2 separate regions of the Mus musculus genome follow, and region 1 is linked to region 2. Evidence: chromatin loops called from intact Hi-C (ENCODE). Cell type or tissue: heart. All regions are shown on one strand. Each heading gives the region's core, and the rest is flanking DNA. Links, peaks and the distances in the headings are about the cores only.

The links. A loop is a pair of places that touch in the nucleus more often than their neighbours do. Peaks named below come from ENCODE experiments on the same cell type or tissue, not always from the same donor. Only the 100,000 strongest peaks of a DNase experiment are listed, where the experiment ranks them.
Region 1: a loop joins it to region 2, with 2.3 times the contacts of the local background. A loop is called at or near these places in 4 of 42 quality-filtered maps.

What each region holds. Positions count from the first base shown.
Region 1 is chr4:8,185,111-8,195,998 of GRCm38, reverse strand. Car8 (carbonic anhydrase 8) reads left to right here. Exons shown (of 9, transcript NM_007592.3): 4 at 6,607-6,702; 5 at 10,361-10,423. Among named protein-coding and RNA genes, the nearest start is that of Car8, 48 kb to the left of the region's middle. In heart, for the core only: a CTCF peak has its summit at 5,425 (motif pointing left); no DNase peak of the experiment used is centred there.
Region 2 is chr4:8,232,881-8,243,768 of GRCm38, reverse strand. Car8 (carbonic anhydrase 8) reads left to right here and starts at 4,728. Exons shown (of 9, transcript NM_007592.3): 1 at 4,728-4,917; 2 at 5,659-5,850. The coding sequence starts at 4,815. In heart, for the core only: no CTCF peak of the experiment used is centred there; a DNase peak (open chromatin) is centred at 4,778; H3K4me3 peaks cover 1,362 bases; H3K27ac peaks cover 1,015 bases.

The DNA of each region.
Region 1 (10,888 bases), core at 1,262-9,261, 48 kb after region 2:
AATTGCTCCTTCTAATTCGTTGAAGAATTGAGTTGGAATTTTAATGGGGATTGCATTGAATCTGTAGATTGCTTTTGGCAAGATAGCCATTTTTACAATGTTGGTCCTGCCAATCCATGAGCATGGGAGATCTTTCCATCTTCTGAGATCTTCTTTAATTTCTTTCTTCAGGGACTTGAAGTTTTTATCATACAGATCTTTCACTTCCTTCGTTAGAGTCACGCCGAGATATTTTATATTATTTGTGGCTATTGAGAAGGGTGTTGTTTCCCTAATTTCTTTCTCAGCCTGTTTATTCTTTGTGTAGAGAAAGGCCATTGACTTGTTTGAGTTTATTTTATATCCAGCTACTTCACCAAAGCTGTTTATCAGGTTTAGGAGTTCTCTGTTGGAATTTTTAGGGTCACTTATATATACTATCATATCATCTGCAAAAAGTGATATTTTGACTTCCTCTTTTCCAATTTGTATCCCCTTGATCTCCTTTTGTTGTCGAATTGCTCTGGCTAATACTTCAAGTACTATGTTGAAAAGGTAGGGAGAAAGTGGGCAGCCTTGTCTAGTCCCTGATTTTAGTGGGATTGCTTCCAGCTTCTCTCCATTTACTTTGATGTTGGCTACTGGTTTGCTGTAGATTGCTTTTATCATGTTTAGGTATTGGCCTTGAATTCCTGATCTTTCTAGAACTTTTATCATGAATGGGTGTTGGATCTTGTCAAATGCTTTTTCTGCATCTAACGAGATGATCATGTGGTTTTTGTCTTTGAGTTTGTTTATATAATGGATTACATTGATGGATTTTCGTATATTAAACCATCCCTGCATCCCTGGAATAAAACCTACTTGGTCAGGATGGATGATTGCTTTAATGTGTTCTTGGATTCGGTTAGCGAGAATTTTATTAAGAATTTTTGCATCGATGTTCATAAGAGAAATTGGTCTGAAGTTCTCTATCTTTGTTGGATCTTTCTGTGGTTTAGGTATCAGAGTAATAGTGGCTTCATAAAATGAGTTGGGTAGAATACCTTCTACTTCTATCTTGTGAAAAAGTTTGTGCAGAACTGGAGTTAGATCTTCTTTGAAGGTCTGATAGAACTCTGCACTAAACCCGTCTGGTCCTGGGCTTTTTTTGGCTGGGAGACTATTAATAACTGCTTCTATTTCTTTAGGGGATATGGGACTGTTTAGAAGGTCAACTTGATCCTGATTCAACTTTGGTACCTGGTATCTGTCCAGAAATTTGTCCATTTCGTCCAGGTTTTCCAGTTTTGTTGAGTATAGCCTTTTGTAGAAGGATCTGATGGTGTTTTGGATTTCTTCAGGATCTGTTGTTATGTCTCCCTTTTCATTTCTGATTTTGTTAATTAGGATTTTGTCCCTGTGCCCTTTAGTGAGTCTAGCTAAGGGTTTATCTATCTTGTTGATTTTCTCAAAGAACCAACTCCTCGTTTGGTTAATTCTTTGAATAGTTCTTCTTGTTTCCACTTGGTTGATTTCACCCCTGAGTTTGATTATTTCCTGCCGTCTACTCCTCTTGGGTGAATTTGCTTCCTTTTTTTCTAGAGCTTTTAGATGTGTTGTCAAGCTGCTAGTATGTGCTCTCTCCCGTTTTTTCTTGAAGGCACTCATAGCTATGAGTTTCCCTCTTAGAAATGCTTTCATTGTGTCCCAAAGGTTTGGGTACGTTGTGGCTTCATTTTCATTAAACTCTAAAAAGTCTTTAATTTCTTTCTTTATTCCTTCCTTGACCAAGGTATCATTGAGAAGAGTGTTGTTCAGTTTCCATGTGAATGTTGGCTTTCTGTTATTTATTTTGTTATTGAAGATCAGCCTTAGTGCATGGTGATCTGATAGGATACATGGGACAATTTCAATATTTTTGAATCTGTTGAGGCCTGATTTGTGACCTATTATGTGGTCAATTTTGGAGAAGGTACCATGAGGTGCTGAGAAGAAGGTATATCCTTTTGTTTTAGGATAAAATGTTCTGTAGATATCTGTCAGATCCATTTGTTTCATCACTTCTGTTAGTTTCAGTGTGTCCCTGTTTAGTTTCTGTTTCCATGATCTGTCCATTGGTGAAAGTGGTGTGTTGAAGTCTCCCACTATTATTGTGTGAGGCGCAATGTGTGCTTTGAGCTTTACTAAAGTTTCTTTAGTGAATGTGGCTGCTCTTGTATTTGGAGCATAGATATTCAGAATTGAGAGTTCCTCTTGGAGGATTTTACCTTTGATGAGAATGAAGTGTCCCTCCTTGTCTTTTTTGATGACTTTGGGTTGGAAGTCAATCTTATCAGATATTAGGATGGCTACTCCTGCTTGTTTCTTCATACCATTTGCTTGGAAAATTGTTTTCCAGCCTTTCATTCTGAGGTAGTGTCTATCTTTTTCTCTGAGATGAGTTTCCTGTAAGCAGCAAAATGTTGGGTCTTGTTTGTGTAGCCAGTTTGTTAGTCTATGTCTTTTTATTGGCGAGTTGAGACCATTGATGTTAAGAGATATTAAGGAAAAGTAATTGTTGCTTCCTGTTATTTTAGTTGTTAAAGGTGGCATTCTGTTCTTGTGGCTGTCTTCTTTTAGGTTTGTTGAGGGATTACCTTCTTGTTTTTTCTAGGGCGTTGTTCCCGTTCTTGTATTGGTTTTTTTCTGTTATTATCCTTTGAAGGGCTGGATTCGTGGAGAGATAATGCGTGAATTTGGTTTTGTCGTGGAATACTTTGGTTTCTCCCTCTATGATAATTGAGAGTTTGGCTGGGTATAGTAGCCTGGGCTGCAGTTTGTGTTCTCTTAGTGTCTGTATAACATCTGTCCAGGCTCTTCTGGCTTTCATAGTCTCTGGTGAAAAATCTGGTGTAATTCTGATAGGCTTGCCTTTATATGTTACTTGACCTTTTTCCCTTACTGCTTTTAGTATTCTATCTTTATTTAGTGCATTTGATGTTCTGATTATTATGTGTCGGGAGGAATTTCTTTTCTGGTCCAGTCTATTTGGAGTTCTGTAGGCTTCTTGTATGTTCATATGCATCTCATTCTTTAGATTTGGGAAGTTTTCTTCAATAATTTTGTTGAAGATGTTTGCTGGACCTTTGAGTTGAAAATCTTCATTCTCATCCACTCCTATTATCCGTACGTTTGGTCTTCTTATTGTGTCCTGGATTTCCTGGATATTTTGAGTTAGGATCTTTTTGCATTTTCCATTTTCTTTGATTGTTGTGCCGATGTTCTCTATGGAATCTTCTGCACCTGAGATTCTCTCTTCCATCTCTTGTATTCTGTTGCTGATGCTCAAATCTATGGTTCCAGATTTCTTTCCTAGGGTTTCTATCTCTAGTGTTGCCTCGCTTTGAGTTTTCTTTATTGTGTCTACTTCCCTTTTTAGGTCTAGTATGGTTTTGTTCATTTCCATCACCTGTTTGTATGTTTTTTCCTCTTTTTCTGTAAGGACTTCTACCTGTTTGATTGTGTTTTCCTGTTTTTCTTTAAGGACTTGTAACTCTTTAGCAGTGTTCTCCTGTATTTCTTTAAGTGATTTATTAAAGTCCTTCTTGATGTCCTCTACCATCATCATGAGATATGCTTTTAAATCTAGGTCTAGGTTCTCAGGTGTGTTGGGGTTCCCTGGACTGGGCGAAGTGGGTGTGCTGGGTTCTGGTGATGGTGAGTGGTCTTGGTTCCTGTTAGTAAGATTCCTCCGTTTACCTTTCGCCATCTGGTAATCTCTGGAGTTAGTAGTTATAGTTGACTCTGTTTAGAGATTGTTCTTCTGGTGATTCTGTTACCGTCTATCAGCAGACCTGGGAGACAGATTCTCTCCTCTGAGTTTCAGTGCTCAGAGCACTCTCTGCTGGCAAGCTCTCTTACAGGGAAGGTGCGCAGATATCTTGTATTTGGACCTCCTCCTGGCCGAAGAAGAAGGCCCAAAACAGGACCTTTCTCAGACAGTGTGTTGCTTTGGCAGTTCCCAGGTGGTACAGACTCTCACCTAAGCAGACTAAATTCCTAAGTTCCTTGGAGTCCCGGGACCAAGATGGCGACCGCTGCTGCTGTGGCTTAGGCCGTCTCCCCAGCCGGGTGGGCACCTGTCCTCCGGTCTGGAAGGTGGCCGGCTGTCCCCGGCCCACACAGGGTGCTGCCTCAGCGCCTCTGTGCTTCTGCCTGTTCCAGAAGCTGTCAGGTTCTCTGGCGCACCCTCTCACCTGTTCAGACTAATTTCCTAAGTTCGGCGGGTCCCGGACCAAGATGGCGACCGCTCTAGTTTGAATTCTTGTGTTTGACATGTGGAGACCACAGAGAGCTGCTGTAGGTTTTTATCTTGGAATGGCTGAAATGCTAGGGTTTCCCTTATTTTCCTTTAAGGGAAACAACAACAACAGCAACAACAAATCACCATTTTTACAACAGCTTGAGATTTGCAGAAAAATTATGAACATAATCTAAGACATTTCTGTGTGCCACATAGCATTTTCTCCTATCGACATACATCGGTTAGAATTAGTGGGCCAACATGGATACATTCTTAAGTCTATATCTCATTCATAGTCCCTGAATTTCTATGGAATTTCCTTCTGTCTCTAAATCTCATTTATGAAATCCTATCACTGTTAACACTCTTTAGTTCTTCAGCTTCCCTTACCCGTGACATTTTCTCATTTTCTACTCGATGGTTTTGACAGTTCTGAGATGTCCTGGCCAGGTGTTGTGCCTGACATTCCAGTCACGATTACATTGTTATGAAGGGTTGCTGGGAGGAGGAACCCAGAGGCACAGTGCCATCTTCATTGCATATCAAGACACCTACTGTCCGTGTGACAAGCTGTGAGCTGGGCTGGATCGTGTGGTTTTGTTGGGCTCCTTTACTAGGACGTCCCCCTTTACCCGCTCCGTGTGCTGTACTTCCTGAAACAGCTACCGTGTGCTATGCACACATAGAGAGTGGGGAGTCTTAGGGTTGTTAAAGTGCTTAAAGGAATTTGCCAAATTCTGAGGGGGCAGGTGTGAGTAATGACTCGGCCAGACTCCACATGCCAAACGGAAGGCAAAAAGTCATACTTTAAAAATGTTTCTTAATATTTCATTTCTGGAAAAAAGTGTCCCATAATACTGTTATGGGAAGAAAATGTCATCAAAGTGTGTGATATGATGAATAAAATCCCTTCTGATGGAGGGCTCAGAGCTTTGTTGATGAAGCGGGACCCACTATCCCTTATCTGCACCATGGGGTTTTGGAAAGCCATTGCTGCACTCACAGAAGAAAGAACAAAATTATTCAGCATTTTGTGGTTAACTGGGAGTTGATGTGAGGCTGCATTCAGAAAGGCAGGGCCTCGAGAATTAATACTGGACACTTACAGACCCAGTGAGGCTGTGCAGCCTGGCCTCGGTTCTTCAGTCCATTACTGACTTCCTTACCTCCCTCTAGTGGTCAGTTGGTGTTTTAATTTTTTCAAAAATATACTCTCGTCTTACAATGTATTCTGATTATAGGTTCCCCTCCCTCTTCTCTTCCCAGTTCCTTCCCACTTGGATCCACTCCCCTTTTGTTTCTCATTAGAACACACATCTAAGAGACAACGATAACCGAACATTACAAAATAAAATACAATAAGATGAAACAAAAAATCATATTGAAGTTGGACAAGGCAACCCAACTGTAGGAAGAGTCCCAAGAGCAGGCACAGGAAAGCAAACTTTAGGCACTCCCTATTTCAGTCTCTCTTGGAAATTTCAAGATCCCAAAATGTACAACGATCACATTTGAGGCGTGCTTTTGTTTCTGGTGAGAATTGCTTTTGAAACGAGGAAGTGCTTCAATTTTCATTTATTTATTTTGTGTGGGTGGTATGGGAGGTGTGAGGGGTAGAGAGGGGGAAACTTGTGGAGGTCATGTGGGGGACACGATTTGGCTACTTGCTGTGTGTGTGGGAGCTATAGGCACAGGTGCATGATCTAGAAAGCATGTCTGAAAACAGTTTTGTGAGGTGAGAGCACCGGCTCCTCAGCATTGCCTGCCATTGCTTCACAGATGAGGTTTTATCGGTAGTCACGGAAGTGGTCTTTTTCTAGAAATGTGCATCTGCATTCATTACTTTACCATAAGTTTTTTAAAAAGCTCCTTTCCCCTGCCCAATATTTGCTGTTTCTGGGTATTCTCAGGTGGTTGAGACAATTTGCCAGATTTTGAGAGCAGCTTTGTACTGGAACCGCTGGACAGTGATACAGGTTCTAATCCAAATCTCCCAAACTGTTGGTGCAAGGGTTGACGTATACTACCACTCCACCACCGAGCCACACACAGCCTGCCTCCGTCCTTCCTGTGAGGAATGGTGTTTGCCTCTAGACCTGTAGTTTTGCTCCATGGCAACCCACTGGGCTAGGATTTAATGATGCTCAGCCCGTGTGAAATCATTCTTGAGTCCCATTGAGCGGAACAGAGATACACAGGAAGCGCTCTTTGAGACAGCTTCTCCTGGGGCGGTAGTCTGCTTCCGACTGGTTTTGATCTCCCTTTACGCTTGATACCATGTTTGTTCTGCAAGGGGGGTAGACACTGCCTGCTTGTCTGAGTAGTGTGTTAAGTGATGTGGTCGGTCTGTCTTGTGCCTGCAGCTCCACCTGATCCACTGGAATTCCACACTGTTTGGCAGCATCGATGAGGCGGTTGGGAAGCCCCATGGTATCGCCATCATTGCACTATTTGTTCAGGTAAATTGTCTGCTGTGAGGTTATGCTGTGGGAAGATGTTTTCCCTTAGTCATTGTGTGGAATAGTTTTTTAAACTCTCAATTTTATTGCTTAGAGGTCAAATTAAACACATATAAATGCTCATAATTTGACAGTCAGTTCTCAAGAGTTGAGCTATATTTCTTGTATAAAATAGTTCATTTATTTATCAGATGTTTTCTTCAGAGTGGTATCTGGGGCCTTTGGAGAAACAATTTGGAAAATATCTCCTGAAGTCAGACTTCATTTTATTTAAGAAAAAGAATTTCAGAAAAAATTTTTAGACCCAAGCTCACTACAAAAATCTAAGAAAAATCAACACTGTAATCATGTAGTGAGTCACCTTGTCTTTTTGTTATTAATAATTTTCACTCAAAGATGATTTGAAATGCTTTATAGAAAACAATGATAAAGATAGGCTGAGACCATGGCAGATTTAGCCAGTCTAAGTGGGCATTGATCTCTGTGACCACAGTGACTCTAACACGGTTTAGCAAATGCATAAATGCATAAAATGGTACCATGTGCCATGAAGTAGAGATTTAAAAGATACCCTAAGGTGAGTTTTAAACTTTGTCCTCAGCTTCATGGTATGCTGAAGGACTTAGTAGAGATGAAACGGTCCTTGGGAATCTTAGCAGCCTTCTGGTCTGGAAGAAGAGCAACTAAGGCCCATGGACAGAATTAAAGCACCTCCTTGCATTTGAAATGGAGTTCTCTCCCCATCTCTACTTCATGTCTACATAGGCACAGCTCAATATTCCTTTAGTTTTACAACCATTATATGTAGAAAGAAATGTCAAACTGTTGACAGTAAATGTATTTAATTTTCATTGTATTGAAGAATTAATTTAGAAAGACTTTTTTCTGCAACCTGGAAAGGGGAGTGGAGTATCAAGTTGGGCAAAGGTAAGGCAGTGGAAGACATTAGGAATAAGAATAAGGATAATAAACTTAGAAGCACAAATAAACAAGATGTCGTCGTTTGGGGTGTCGTCGTTTGTTGGGGAGATGGGAACAGCTTCCTGGTCAGACTTGGTGGATTTGGGGTTTTATTAGGTATGGTTGTTTACTGTTACCATTGTCTGATACTGAATATGTATAATGAACTGAGGACTGAGGGGGGCCCTGGATTGAAAACTTAGCCCCCCCTGGGACCAGCCCAACATTTCTAGGAGCAAGCTTGTGGCCACAGAAAGGCCCAGAATATATGCAGATATTCTCACCTCCATGCACTTGCTATGAGGAAAGACTCAGGAGTGGCTGATGAATGTCAGAGGAAACAGAGGAGAAAGGGGCTGAAGTTTCCACATCCCAGGCTGGCGCCTTGGGCCACAGCAATGGAGCCCCAGAGTAGGAAGTGGGGGCAGTGGGGGCTGAAGTTATTTCTAAAGGCTTGACTCAAGCAAGAGAAGACCAAAGGAGTAGAGTCCGTGGTGGGTTTGAGGTCTGCGAGCTAGTGCAGACACAGTTTAGAATATACAGAGAAGGGAAGGAGAGAGGGGGTGGTTCAAACAAAGGCATCTTAAAGGAGAAGGGAGGGTGTGGAGTGGCTGCTTGGATTTAAGGCCTCACACACAGCAGCCACGTTCTTAGGTGAAGACAGGTCAGGAAGTGACGGAAGCTCGTGTTTGGGGTTCTTTATTATTCTGAAACATGCAAAGCAGTATTGCAGAGTAAGAGGATTCTGCACGTAGGGTTCGGCTTTGAAACAGCCAGGAGAGAGAGAGATAATAAACCCACATAAGGGTGTGTGCAGCAAGCCCACTTAAGGCTGGATGGCATGGCCTGGGTGGGACAGCATATGAGGTATTAGTCTCCTCCACATAAGAGGAAGGACATGCAGTAGATTGTGATGATCAATTGGAGAGTAGGCGATTTTGGGGGATAAAGGGATGGGAGAGCTGAAAGATAGAAAGATGTCATTCAATTTAATGAGAAAGGATGAATCAAGGGGCTGAGTATGTCAGCTGCTAACACAGTAAAGGGAGAGAACAAAGGAGAGGGCTGGGTGAGTGTGAAGGTTTGATCAGAGAGAGTGACCTCTTAGAGCTGAAAACTTCAAAAAGACAGCAAGGAGGACAGAGGGGGTAAAGTAACTAGTCTGAGATCACGGAGCTCAAATGTGACAGAGTCAGAAACAGAAGTAGGCTGGTCAGTGCTGTGTGTCCAGCTCACCGCTGGACCACTGTATTGTGTGGCTTTACAGTGTTCTGATGTGGACTCTTCTCAGAGTTTATGATCTGACAGGAGATTCCTAAAGGGAAAATGGATCCCAATTAGACATTCATGCCTCTAAGAGCTGCCTCCTCCTCCTAAAACCATGAACATAAGGAAATGCCATTTCTCCCGATGATCAAGGAAGGCTCCTGGCGTGCACATTCATGCATATATTTACAATAATATGTATTGTAATAGTTATCATCTATCATATTGTGTTAGTTATTGCTTTATTATTGTAAAGAGACACCATAACCAAGGGCAATTTATTAAAGGAAGCACTTAGTTATTAAAGGGGGCTTGTTTACTTAAGCTCTAGAAATGTTATTTTCTGTTTTTAGAGCCCTTCTCAGGAAAGTTTTTGATTACGTTGAGCTGACTAGACTAGCAGCCATTCTTCATTGTTTCTTTCTCTTGCGTATTTCACAGTTAATGTTAAAGAAACAAAGGTACGCATTGTTGCCAGCTACTGTAGCTTCTTGCAGGTCAGTCTGCAGACATATTGTAAAGAGAAAAAGCCTAGCACAGCAGTGCCTGTCTGTTCGAGGTGATGTCTGATGCTCTTCCTCGCTGTTGTCAGGGCCACTGGAGAGAGGCTCAAAGTGGCAGTTAGATGTCACTAGAGATTTACAAAGACAAGGACATAACTGACAGAAACTTATTTCAAGTATCAGGTTTTGGAATACTACTTTAAACATACACACATATTTAAAGTAGAAATGTATATTTTATAAATAATATATAAATATGTATCATGTAATATATATATATATATTATATGAAAGCTTTGAAAACCATGAAGAAAAGGCTATTGAATAGTGATCAGCAATACTCCAGAGATGTTTTAATTTTGATATTAACTTATGAAACAATACATCCACTTCTGAGTTAAAGAAGAATTTCAACTTTGATTACATTTTTATGGCAATGCTCTCTAAATGGCAAAAGCAAGAATACAGGGCAAAATAGGTAAATAAATAAAAGTGAAAGGTCTGGGCATGGTGATGTATGCCTTTAATTCCAGTACCTAGGAGGCAGAGATAGAGGCAGGCAGATGTCTGAGGCCAGTCTGGTCTACAGACCACATTTCAAGGCTAATTAGAGAGATAGGCAAGACGTTAGATATATATTGCATAACTTTAACTCACAACTACTTATGCTATTTTTCTATAGAAGCTTTTATGGTTTTATATATTGCCTATGACATCATAAATGATAAATATCTATAGTAACATGAATTTTGATAAGTTCTCAGGTATTATATTGTTCAAGCCTTACCTATAGTTATTGGTATGAGCATAAATAGGAAAGTAATTTAGTTTCCAAGAAGTTCATTCAGGTGGACTGGGGCCTTGCTTCTTGTAGTTACTTTGGGTAAAAGCTAAGCATGAAAAATGTGTTTATGCTTTGTGCGTTTCAGATCGGGAAGGAACATGTTGGCTTGAAGGCTGTGACTGAGATCCTCCAGGATATTCAATATAAGGTAAATCATTATTTAAATGAGGTAAAATGGTTTTATATGAATTCCCAATGGCCATCTTTAGGCTTGATAACTCTCTAGAAGGACATATGGGAGTCTGAATAGCTGCTAAAGTTACCAGTTACAGTTTGTTACAGGGTGATACTGGGAAGGGGACATGTGTCAAAGCCTAGGAGGACCTGAAGCCAAGCTTCCCAGTGTTTCTTTTGGGCTCCTAGTTGTCCTGGCATGATGTGTTTTTCACCTGTGTGACCTGGAAACTCTTGTGTCCTTGATGTCTAGGGATATTTTCATGGACTGACCATTTATCATGAATTGCCTAGTCAATGTTCCCTGGCTTCTTAAGTCCTGTTGTTATTTCTCACACACTGAGTCAAGCCAGGCGTCCATGTATTTTTCAGGATAAACACACTGGCTCACGCTGGTGTAACAGGCCCCAAGGGAAGGGTTGAAAATCACCAAGACTCT
Region 2 (10,888 bases), core at 1,262-9,261:
TACATCCACTATGAAAGTCAGTATGCATACTCCTTGAAAAAAAAATCTAAAAATAGAACTATCATTTGATGCAGCTATACAAGCTCTGGGTACACAGCAGAAGGACTCAAAGCCAGCACACCACAGCCATACTTGTACCTACAAGGTTATTACTGCCCCCCCCTCCCTTTTCACAACACCGAGGAGATGAACCGGACTCAATGCCTACCAACAAATAATGGATAGGGAAAATGTACATGTACACAATGGACTTTTTATGGAATTTTAGTCAGGTATAAGGAAGAATGAAATTATGACAACTATAGTAAAATGGACATATAAACCAGACCCAGAAAGATAAACATTTTGTCTTATGTGAGGAGTGTGTGTGTGTGTGTGTGTGTGTGTGTGTGTGTGTGCGCATGGGCACACACACATATGGGACATGAAGTAGGATATCAGAGAGAGGGAGAGGCTTGAAGGCTAGGAGCGGGAGGCGACAAAGGAGCCTAAGGGAAGATGTGTGGCATGGATGCAGAAGGGAAGATATTTGTGAGGTGGAAGAGGACCACCAAAGGGACGAGGGGGAAGGGAAGGGGGAGGGGGAGGAGAGAGCAGAGGAGCTAATTGCATAAAGTAACATGAAATGCACTCATGATATTGTAACAGGGAAATTGTAACTTCCTTAGGACAGAAGTGTGTTTTCTTCCTTTGGGGTCTTCCACTTTCATTGCTGCTGAAGATCCAGAATGAAGATCTGCCTAGAGAGCATTTGCCACAGACAAGCCAGCTCTACTGTCAAGGTACTCCAAGAAGATAAGGAGCATGCAGTGTGAGAGGGTGACAGTTAGACATGATCACTCCAGGACCCAACCTCATCAATGCACTTTAGCAAGTCTTGATAGGGCAGACAAAGGACAAGGAAGATTGACTGGGAGGACAAGAGTATTGATAATCTCTGAGATGGGACCCTACTTTCTCTGTTCCTGTGATATCTAGTGGAGCTTGCCCCTTCCAGGGACCCATGCTTATATCAATCGGTACTTTGTGATAAGATCCGAGTGTTAAGAGAATGTTCTGCTGATCTGGTTTGACATCAGGTATGCAAACACTAAGTGTGAGCAAATGAAGACAAAGTCTCAAATACCATAGTAACTTAAGAGAGACCCAGAGTCAGGAGATACTTCTGTTCCTAATGTGAAGCATGGATATGTTTAGATTCTGATATTGGGTTTGGGTGTGCTTGTTCTATTTTGTCAATTAAAGAATTGGCCTATATCTTTGATCTGTGTTTAGATTTTCTGATGACAGAATTTTATAATAACTAGAGCTAATAATGCAATCTTTGGTGGCAATATAGCAGGGGATCTGTGGAGAGGTCTTAAGGTGTTAATAATTAGCAGCATACGAAGCACACAGTCTCAAAGCAATTAAGGATGGTAATTGAATATTTGGTTGCAGAGCAAAACGGCTCATGTCTATGTAGCTGGAGTTACTGTTTGCTTGCTTATAGGAGTTATATTATACAAATAAGCTTGAAAGTCCAGAACAAAATGATATGAGCCAAACCAATGCTTGTCTTACAGGAAGCCATATTTTTGAGTAGCAATGCCTTCTTGCTATATGTGACGCTGTTGGCTGCAAACCTCAAGAGTAACAATTCAATTTTTCAGCCTGTCTATAATAAATATGGCACACCATTTACTCATGAAAAATTTAATTGTCAGGGATAGTCTGATGTCATTTGATTTGGTAAACACTTCCATGTTCATGTACTTTAAATGCAGTCAGAGGTCAGACAAAAATGGCCACAATATCACATGTATGCTCGTTTAAGGGCATAGGGGAATATTAATGTTGAATTCAGAATGACCCAGGTATCTTTTTATAGAGATTCTCTCCAGCCTTTGCATGGACTTCGTCAGCAATGACAGATCAAGAATCGATAAATGGGACCTCATAAAATTGCAAAGCTTCTGCAAAGCAAAAGACACCGTCAATAAGACAAAAAGGCCACCAACAGATTGGGAAAGGATCTTTACCTATCCCAAATCGGATAGGGGACTAATATCCAATATATATAAAGAACTCAAGAAGGTGGAGTCCAGAAAATCAAATAACCCCATTAAAAATGGGGCTCAGAGCTGAACAAAGAATTCTCACCTGAGGAATATCGAATGGCAGAGAAACACCTGAAAAAATGTTCAACATCCTTAATCATCAGGGAAATGCAAATCAAAACAACCCTGAGATTCCACCTCACACCAGTCAGAATGGCTAAGATCAAAAACTCAGGTGACAGCAGATGTTGGCAAGGATGTGGAGAAAGGGGAACACTCCTCCATTGTTGGTGGGATTGCAAGCTTGTACAACCATTCTGGAAATCAGTCTGGCGGTTCCTCAGAAAATTGGACATAGTACTACCGGAGGATCCTGCAATACCTCTCCTGGGCATATATCCAGAAGATGTCCCAACCGGTAAGAAGAACACATGCTCCACTATGTTCATAGCAGCCTTGTTTATAATAGCCAGAAGCTGGAAAGAACCCAGATGCCCCTCAACAGAGGAATGGATACAGAAAATGTGGTACATTTACACAATGGAGTACTACTCAGCTATTAAAAAATGAATTTATGAAATTCCTAGGCAAATGGATGGACCTGGAGGGTATCATCCTGAGTGAAGTAACCCAATCACAAAGGAACTCGCACAATATGTACTCACTGATAAGTGGATAATAGCCCAGAAACTTACGATACCCAAGATATAAGATACAACTTGCCAAACGCATGAAATTCAAGAAGAACGAAGACCAAAGTGTGGACACTTTACCCTTTCTTAGAAATGGGAACAAAACACCCATAGAAGGAGTTACAGAGACAAAATTTGGAGCTGTGACGAAAGGATGGACCATCTAGTGACTGCCATATGCAGGGATCCATCCCATAATCAGCTTCCAAATGCTGACACCATTGCATACACTAGCAAGATTTCGCTGAAAGGACCCAGTTATAGCTCTCTCTTGTGAGACTATGCCGGGGCCTAGCAAACACAGAAGTGGATGATCACAGTCAGCTATTGGATGGGTCACACGGCCCCTAATGGAGGAGCTAGAGAAATTACCCAAGGAGCTAAAGGGAACTGCAACCCTATAGGTGGAACAACAATATGAACTAACCAGTACCTGGGAGCTCTTGTCTTTAGCTGCATATGTATCAAAAGATGGCCTAGTCGGCCATCACTGGAAAGAGAGGCCCATTGGACTTGCAAACTTTATATGCCCCAGTATAGGGGAACGCCAGGGCCAAAAAGGGGGAGTGGGTGGGTAGGGGATTGGGGGGTGGGTATGGGGGACCTTTGGGATAGCATTGAAAATGTAAATGAGGAAAGTACCTAATTAAAAAAAAAAAAAAACAACAACATACACACACACCCTGAAACCCACAGGCCATGTGGGTGCTGCAGCTGTCCAGGAGGTTTTTTGTTTGTTTGTTTGTTTTTGTTTTTTGTTTTTCTTCAGACAGTGGAGGAGTAGGTCAACTGATGTTTTTCTCCTTAGCCTCCATCCACTTCCTGAAGACGTGATACGATATTTATTTTTTAAGTTAAGGCCCCAACAGGCAGTAAAGGATAGCAACCCGGCACCTTAAAATTTCCCAGCTAATCAATCACCCCCGCCCTGTTTGAGGAACTCGATGCATCCATTAATCTCACAGACACTGTGGAGTGTGCATGGGCTATGTAAAAGGCAAAGCATACTGCAGGCCTGAGTACTAACTTACTATGCAAATATATCTGCTATCGTGGAGGAAAGGAGCTTAGGGGTTACTGAACAGGGCTGGAACACCAGGATGAAGCATTAGCCTGAGGTTGGGACACACGCTTCAGGGGTAACGACTTGACCTCTTTGGATCGGGGAAAGTTCCTGTTTGTTTCGTAATGTGTGTGCATTTCATTATTTGCGCGACTTCACGAGGCGCTTGGGAGCGGTGTCCACAGCAAGGTGAGCCTGCAGCAGCACCCCAGACTTAGAAAGTGGAACCAAACACCCCATTTCATTGTCTTTGAAATATATTTAGTAAAAATTTCTCAAACTATACCTATGTCTAGTTGCTAAATTATTTTTCGTGAAATGTTTGTTGGACTTATTTTGGGAAAAATAAAATCCATATTCATTTTCCCTGTGTTTTAAGGACGGATTAAAAAGTAAAACTCGCTCAGATAAGCTGCCACCACCACGCTTGGCCCCATGGTGGTGGTGCATTCTTGCAAGCCCAGTGTTTGCAAAGTGGAGCGAGCCCTGTGCAGTTCAAGGTCATCCGCTTCTCCACTGGGAGGAGTTTGAAGCCAACCTGGTCTCCTTGAGACCCAGTCTCACAAAACCAAACCCCAACAAAATTGACCGGTAAACGATGGCCAATAAACCATTCGACCAGGGAGTCTTGTTGGGTTCCCGGTCTCAATCCCGTTCCCAAAGCAAGGCAACTCCATTGGGAAAATTGTTTGGAGCAAGGGGAGCACGGGAGACAGGGCGGATTTTGGAGTCTCCAGGCTTTTGAAAGGGTATTAGGACTTGGGTGCAGCAGGCTTCCCGTGTTGCTGCAGCCCCAGTTTGATTTTCGCAGGCTTGCCTGTCCCGATTGTGGGGTGAGAGGGGGTGTAGGTGGGAGTGTAGGGCGGGGGGCGTGTCCTCGAGTCAGACACGCCCCCACCGACCTTAAAACGCGCAAGCCTGCGCCGGACCGCTGCCTCTCGCGCTCGCGGGGACTGCCACGCTCAGTGCGGTCCCCAGCCCCGCGCCTGCCGCTCCCGCACCCGTGTCGCAGAGCTGCCCATGGCTGACCTGAGCTTCATTGAGGATGCAGTCGCCTTCCCCGAGAAGGAGGAAGACGAGGAAGAGGAGGAGGAGGAGGGCGTGGAGTGGGGTTACGAGGAAGGTAGGCTCGTGGGGCCGCTGTCGCGGCTGCTACGCCCCACGCGGTCCCCCACTTGCCCCTCCGTGGCTGCCTGAGTGCTGTTCGCACCTGCTGCACCCAGGCAGCCACATCTCCCAGCCTGGAGCAGACGTGCAACCGAGTTGCTTTCTAGTCTTGGGAAGTATAACCAAACGCACTTCAGAAAAACCGTCCCGAATTGCAGGCTGGATCTTGGGGACTTTAAAAAGAGTTTTCTAAATCTGTCTTCGCAGATCCAGGGCTTCGAATAGTCATTAGTGCCCGCCCATGTTTCCTGTATACACGGAGAAAAGAGCAAAAGAACTAATATGTATGGGACACTGTATTTGCATTTTAAACAAGTGGCGCTCATTAGCGTTACAGGTTTTCTGTTGTCTCTGAGCATGTGGGGCTTTGAGGAAATTTCCCAGTACTGCACATAATTGAACTGATGAGCAGAAGAAATTTCTGAGGTATCTTTTTTCTAGTCACTTCAAGATGGCATAAGTTTCTTAGATCCCTACATCAAAGCGTCTGTATGCACAGACAGTAGAGGATTTTGTGTGTGATATTTAACAACAGATCACTCACGTAATGAATGTAAAAACCCACACACATTTCTTATATTTCATCTACATACAGATGATAGTCACAGCTATAATGTTAAGGATTATGAGATTTTTGTGTTATATTTTACTGTCATTAACCTTAAAAAAATCCAACCTAGTCTCATTTTGTCTTCAGGTGTTGAGTGGGGCTTAGTGTTTCCTGATGCTAATGGGGAGTACCAGTCACCTATCAACCTAAACTCCAGAGAAGCCAGGTATGACCCCTCACTGCTGGATGTCCGCCTGTCTCCAAATTATGTGGTGTGCCGGGACTGTGAAGTCACCAACGATGGACACACCATTCAAGTCATCCTGAAGTCAAAATCAGGTAATTTGGAACACATGTTTCTGCACTTTTATAAGCAAGCTCTGATTTAACTTGTATGGTTTTAAAGGCGACACCAACACAGTTTCTATTTTCATGGTCCTTATAAGTTGCATTTTTCTGGGAATTATTTTCTAATAGAGTTCTCAGGGGCTAAGAGGGTGAAGTGATGATTATCTCAGCTGGCTGTTCTTCCAAAACTGTGCCTGGAGCTGCCTCTTGCTCAAACAAACATTTACTGAGCTATGAAGGAAGGAGTGCACACACAGGCTTGCGGAATTGGGTCTTTCTGCTGTGCGTTTTGTTCTAAGTTACTGATTAGCTGAAATCATTTAATTATAATGTCTTTTGAAAATAGTTTGTGAGACCAAAGATTGGGATGTATTGATATCACCTGTGTTCAAACTTTTCAAATTAAAGTTCCCTTCTCTATCAATGACAAGAATAACTTTAATGTTGAATGCAGTCCGATATTTAAGTGGCAACTCAGTGCTTGCTTTTGGTTATTGTTAACTCACTCACTCTTCTTGAACCTTGCCGAAATGAATCTGAAATGTTTTGTGGAAAATGCAATTTCTGGGAGAATTGCTTTCCAGCTTAAATGTAGGAGAGACAAAAACAGATTTAAAAAACATTAGCACTAAGATTGTGTTTTTCATGGGGAATAATGACTATTTTTCCTCCTGGAAGGAATGTAACATTAGTGTGTTGAGTGTTGATGTGTTTTACAAACAGACTGTGCTTACATTAATTCCAAATTGATCAGCTAGGTATTTCAAACCATGAAACCATTAGGTCTGTCATTAGGCAAAGAAGATATTTATTCCTCATCTTGTTTCACAGTTTCAATTCGAAATCCACCAGGCAGAGCCTGTATTCTTTGCAGTTATTGGTAGTTTAATTGAGGTGGGGACAGCTCCTGAAAACAGTGTGTATTTTATATGGAGCTAGTAAACACACACACACACTCACACACATTCACACACACACTTACATTCACACACACACTTACATTCACACACACTCACACACATTCACACACACATTCACACACACTCACACACACACAAACACACTCACAAACATTCACACATTCACACACTTACATTCACACTCACACACACTCACTCACAAACACATACTCACACACACACATTCACACACACACTCACACAGTGAACTTAGATTTGAGCTTAAATCAGAATGCTTTGGAGATGTTTATCTCTGGTCATTACATATTCTATACTTCTGTATACTTTATATATTCCTGGCCCCTCCCCTCCTCTGACCTCCACTCCCGAGCAGAAGGAACTGCTGCCTGTAGTTTTGTCCTGACTTGCAAGGCTGGATCCAGACTTCATTCTCTACTTCTTTCTGGACCTTCCTCCCTCAGGGGCCCAGTCCTCTCCTGTCACTACAGTGATTTCTCCCTTTTAATGTGTCAAGAAACGTCCTGCGCACGGCGGTGCACACCTTTTAATCCAGCACTGCAGAGGAAGAGGAAGGTGGGGTCTCTCGACTTCCAGGTTAACCTGATCTACATAGGGAGTTTCAGCCATGGCTACACAGTAAGAGCTTATCTAAAAAAAAAAAAAAAAAAAAGAAGAAGAAGGCAAGTGACTGGAAAAAAAAAATCTCTTAATTAGTTTATTACAGCTTCTCTAAGGAATTGTCTTTAAACTCTGAACACTATTATTTATTTATTTAATGAAGCTTCTTTTCTTTATCAAAATGGACTACAGATATAATTTGAATAGTTGGCTATGTCTACATTTTCTCTACATCTAACTACAGCCTGTCTTGCTGTAGACTTCGGTTTTCCTATAGGAACTTCCGGTTTTCCTATAGGAACAACTACTTTGAACCTTTAAAAACTTTACTTTTTCTGGTTTTTTTTTTTTTGAGGTTATAATATAATTCCATCATTTCCCCATCCCTTTCTTTCCTAACTTTTGTGTATTACCCCTTCTTGCTATCTTTCAAACCCATGGCCATTTTCATTAATATATATATATATCTTAGTCAGGGTTTCTATTCCTGCACAAACATCATGACCAAGAAGCAATTTGGGGAGGAAAGGGTTTATTCAGCTTACATTTCCACATTGCTGTTTATCACCAAGGAAGTCAGGACTGGAACTCAAGCAGGTCAGGGAGCAGGAGCTGATGCAGAGGCCATGAAGGGATGTTCTTTACTGGCTTGCTTTCCCTGGCTTGCTCAGCCTGCTCTCTTATAGAACCAAGACTACCAGCCCAGAGATGGTCCCACCCACAAGGGGCCTTTCCCCCTTGATCACTAATTGGGAAAATGCCTTACAGTTGGATCTCATGGAGGCATTTCCTCAACTGAAGCTCCCTTTTCTGTGATAACCCCAGCTGTGTCAAGTTGACACAAAACTAGCCAGTACAATATATGTGTGTGTGTGTGTGTGTGTGTGTGTGTGTGTATGTATGTATGTGTGTGTGTATGTGTGTGTGTGTGTATGTGTGTGTGTGTGTGTATGTATGTATGTATGTGTGTGTGTATGTATATATATGTGTGTGTGTGTGTGTATGTATGTGTGTGTGTGTGTATGTGTGTGTGTGTGTATGTGTGTGTGTGTATGTGTGTCTGTATGTGTGTGTGTCTGTGTGTGTGTGTATGTATGTATGTATGTGTGTGTGTGTCTGTGTGTGTGTGTGTGTGTGTGTGTGTAAAACCTGCTCAGTCTGTATAATGTTACCGACATGTTTGTTTTCAGGGCTGAACTTTTTAAAGTTGTTTCCATTGTCATTACCTCTGTATTTCTTAATAACAGGCTTATGCCATTTGCTCTGATATTTAAGAGTTCTTCAGTCTCCGTGCTGTGGAAGGGGAGGTGTGTCTTATTACTCTTTCCTGTCCTGGTTTTGTCCCACATCATTAAAGTATATTGTTATTAAAAGTAATACTCAAAGCATAATTGCTATGACCTTGCACCTGCCATTTCTGCCCGAGGCTCTATTGGGTTTCCTTTATGGAACAATGTTTTCCTTTGGAGTTACTGTATTCTTGTTTATATCTTTTTAACGTTGCCTAAGAGGAACTCCCTTCCAACTCTGACAGATGATAGATCCTGTCTCAGGACATTCAACAGCAGTGAGTCCTCCCTTCTCCCTTGTCCTTTCTCTGGCCCCTGGGAGCTGCCCCTGCGTCTCTGGACTGCCACCGAAACACACAGACTTTTTGAGTTTGCTCTCAATTTTCAGTTTCTAAAATCTGGTGCAGATGATTTGATTTTCTTTTGAATTTCACCCTTCAGTGTCTTATGAAAATGAGACCCTTCTTCATCGTTTTCTGTTGCCTTCCTCCTGTTTGCATATTTTGGGTTCCTTCTTTCTCAGTTCCGTTCTGTCCTTTCCTCTTAGGAGGTTCTCCTCAAACACCCAGTGATGCGGCTCTCTGCTCCGACTTAAGATGAGTCTAGATGAGTCTCAAAAGCTCAGTTCAGGAAGGCAGAGGCTGAGGTCTGGTCACATGGTCAGTAGTGGAGTCTGGCGGTGACATGGTGTGCTAGAGATAGCTTTGGAGGGGGCTCAGTGTCCTCAGAACTTACCTGCTTGCTGTTTCTGCTTTTTAGGGACACTGGGTAGGTAGCAAGGGAGGGCTGGCCCACGTCGTGTGGCTGTTTGCATTCTGGTTGTTGTCAACAGCCACGAGAGTGTCACCATACTGTAGTTCCTATCCTCTGCTCATCTGTTAGGCCGTGTAGCGGCAGCTGTTTGGCTATGGAGAACGGAGTTCCGAGAGAACCGCTCTTTTTAGGGACTTTCATTTCTTGTTTGAAGTTTTCCACTTTATGCCTCCACCTTCATCCAGGCATACACAATGCCCTTCCGTTCCAAGTCTGTCCTTCTGTCTCTTTCCATTTGGCTGTTATGACAAAATGCACATTTCCCTCTTGGGTAGTGAGGCCTGAGCAGACATGGAAGCAGTTCCCGTCTAACTGGGGGTGTTTCCTGGTGACAGTGTGACAGCTTTAAATTGTTTTTATTTATTTGTTGTGATCTTATTTATTTATTTATTTAGTGTGTTTTGTTTTTGAGATAGGAGCTGTGTAAGTTATCCAGGCTGGTGTAAAAACCACTGTGTAGCTGGAGATGGTTTTGAGTTTCAACAACTTCCTGCCTCTACCCTCAATAGCTGGAACCATAAACATGACCTACAGTGCCCCACTCACGTGCTTTTAAAAATGTACTTTGTAATTATTATTTTAGTTATTAGTATGTATATATGGGTTGTGTGTGCACGTGCACACATTCGAGAACATGTGTGTGAGTGTGTGTGCACGCGCACATGCGAGGCAGCATGTGTGTGCATGTTGAGGGTTCATGCAGGAGGGCGGGGGGTTCAGAGGGTAATTTTATGATTCTGTGCCTCCTTCCACCTTTACACGGAGGTTTTGGGATCAAATTCAAGTTGTCAGGCTTCAAAGAAAGTGCTTTTACATCCTGAGCCATTTTGCTGGCCCATAGGTTATCTTTTTATAAAAGTAAAAAAAAAAAAAAAAAAAGAAAAGAAAAATTCCGCCGGGCGTGGTGGCGCATGCCTTTAATCCCAGCACTCAGGAGACAGAGGCAGGCAGATTTCTTAGTTCAAGGCCAGCCTGCTCTACAAAGTGAGTTTCAGGACAGCCTAGGCTGTACAGAGAAACCCTGTCTCGAAAAACCAAAAAAAAAAAAATTCCTAGTGTAAGCACAGTATTTTTTTTTTTTTTTAATTAAAGCTTATATTTTATCACCAGCCAAGTTGAGGTCTCTGTTTCTATGGACATAGTCAGTTTTCCTTCTTTTTAATTTTTTTCTATTTTTATTGTAAAAATAGAACCTCACAAAGAATTACTCCATATGACCACACCATTTTTTTTTTTTTTTTTGTAGTCTAGTATCAGTGTTCATGCTTCACAAAGCAAAGCCCTTAGTGTTATCCTAACAATGCAGCTCATATATATATGGTCCCTCTGGACACGCTGCCTTGGGGCATCGGACCCACCTGACTAGTCTCTAGTCACTAGTCCACGCAG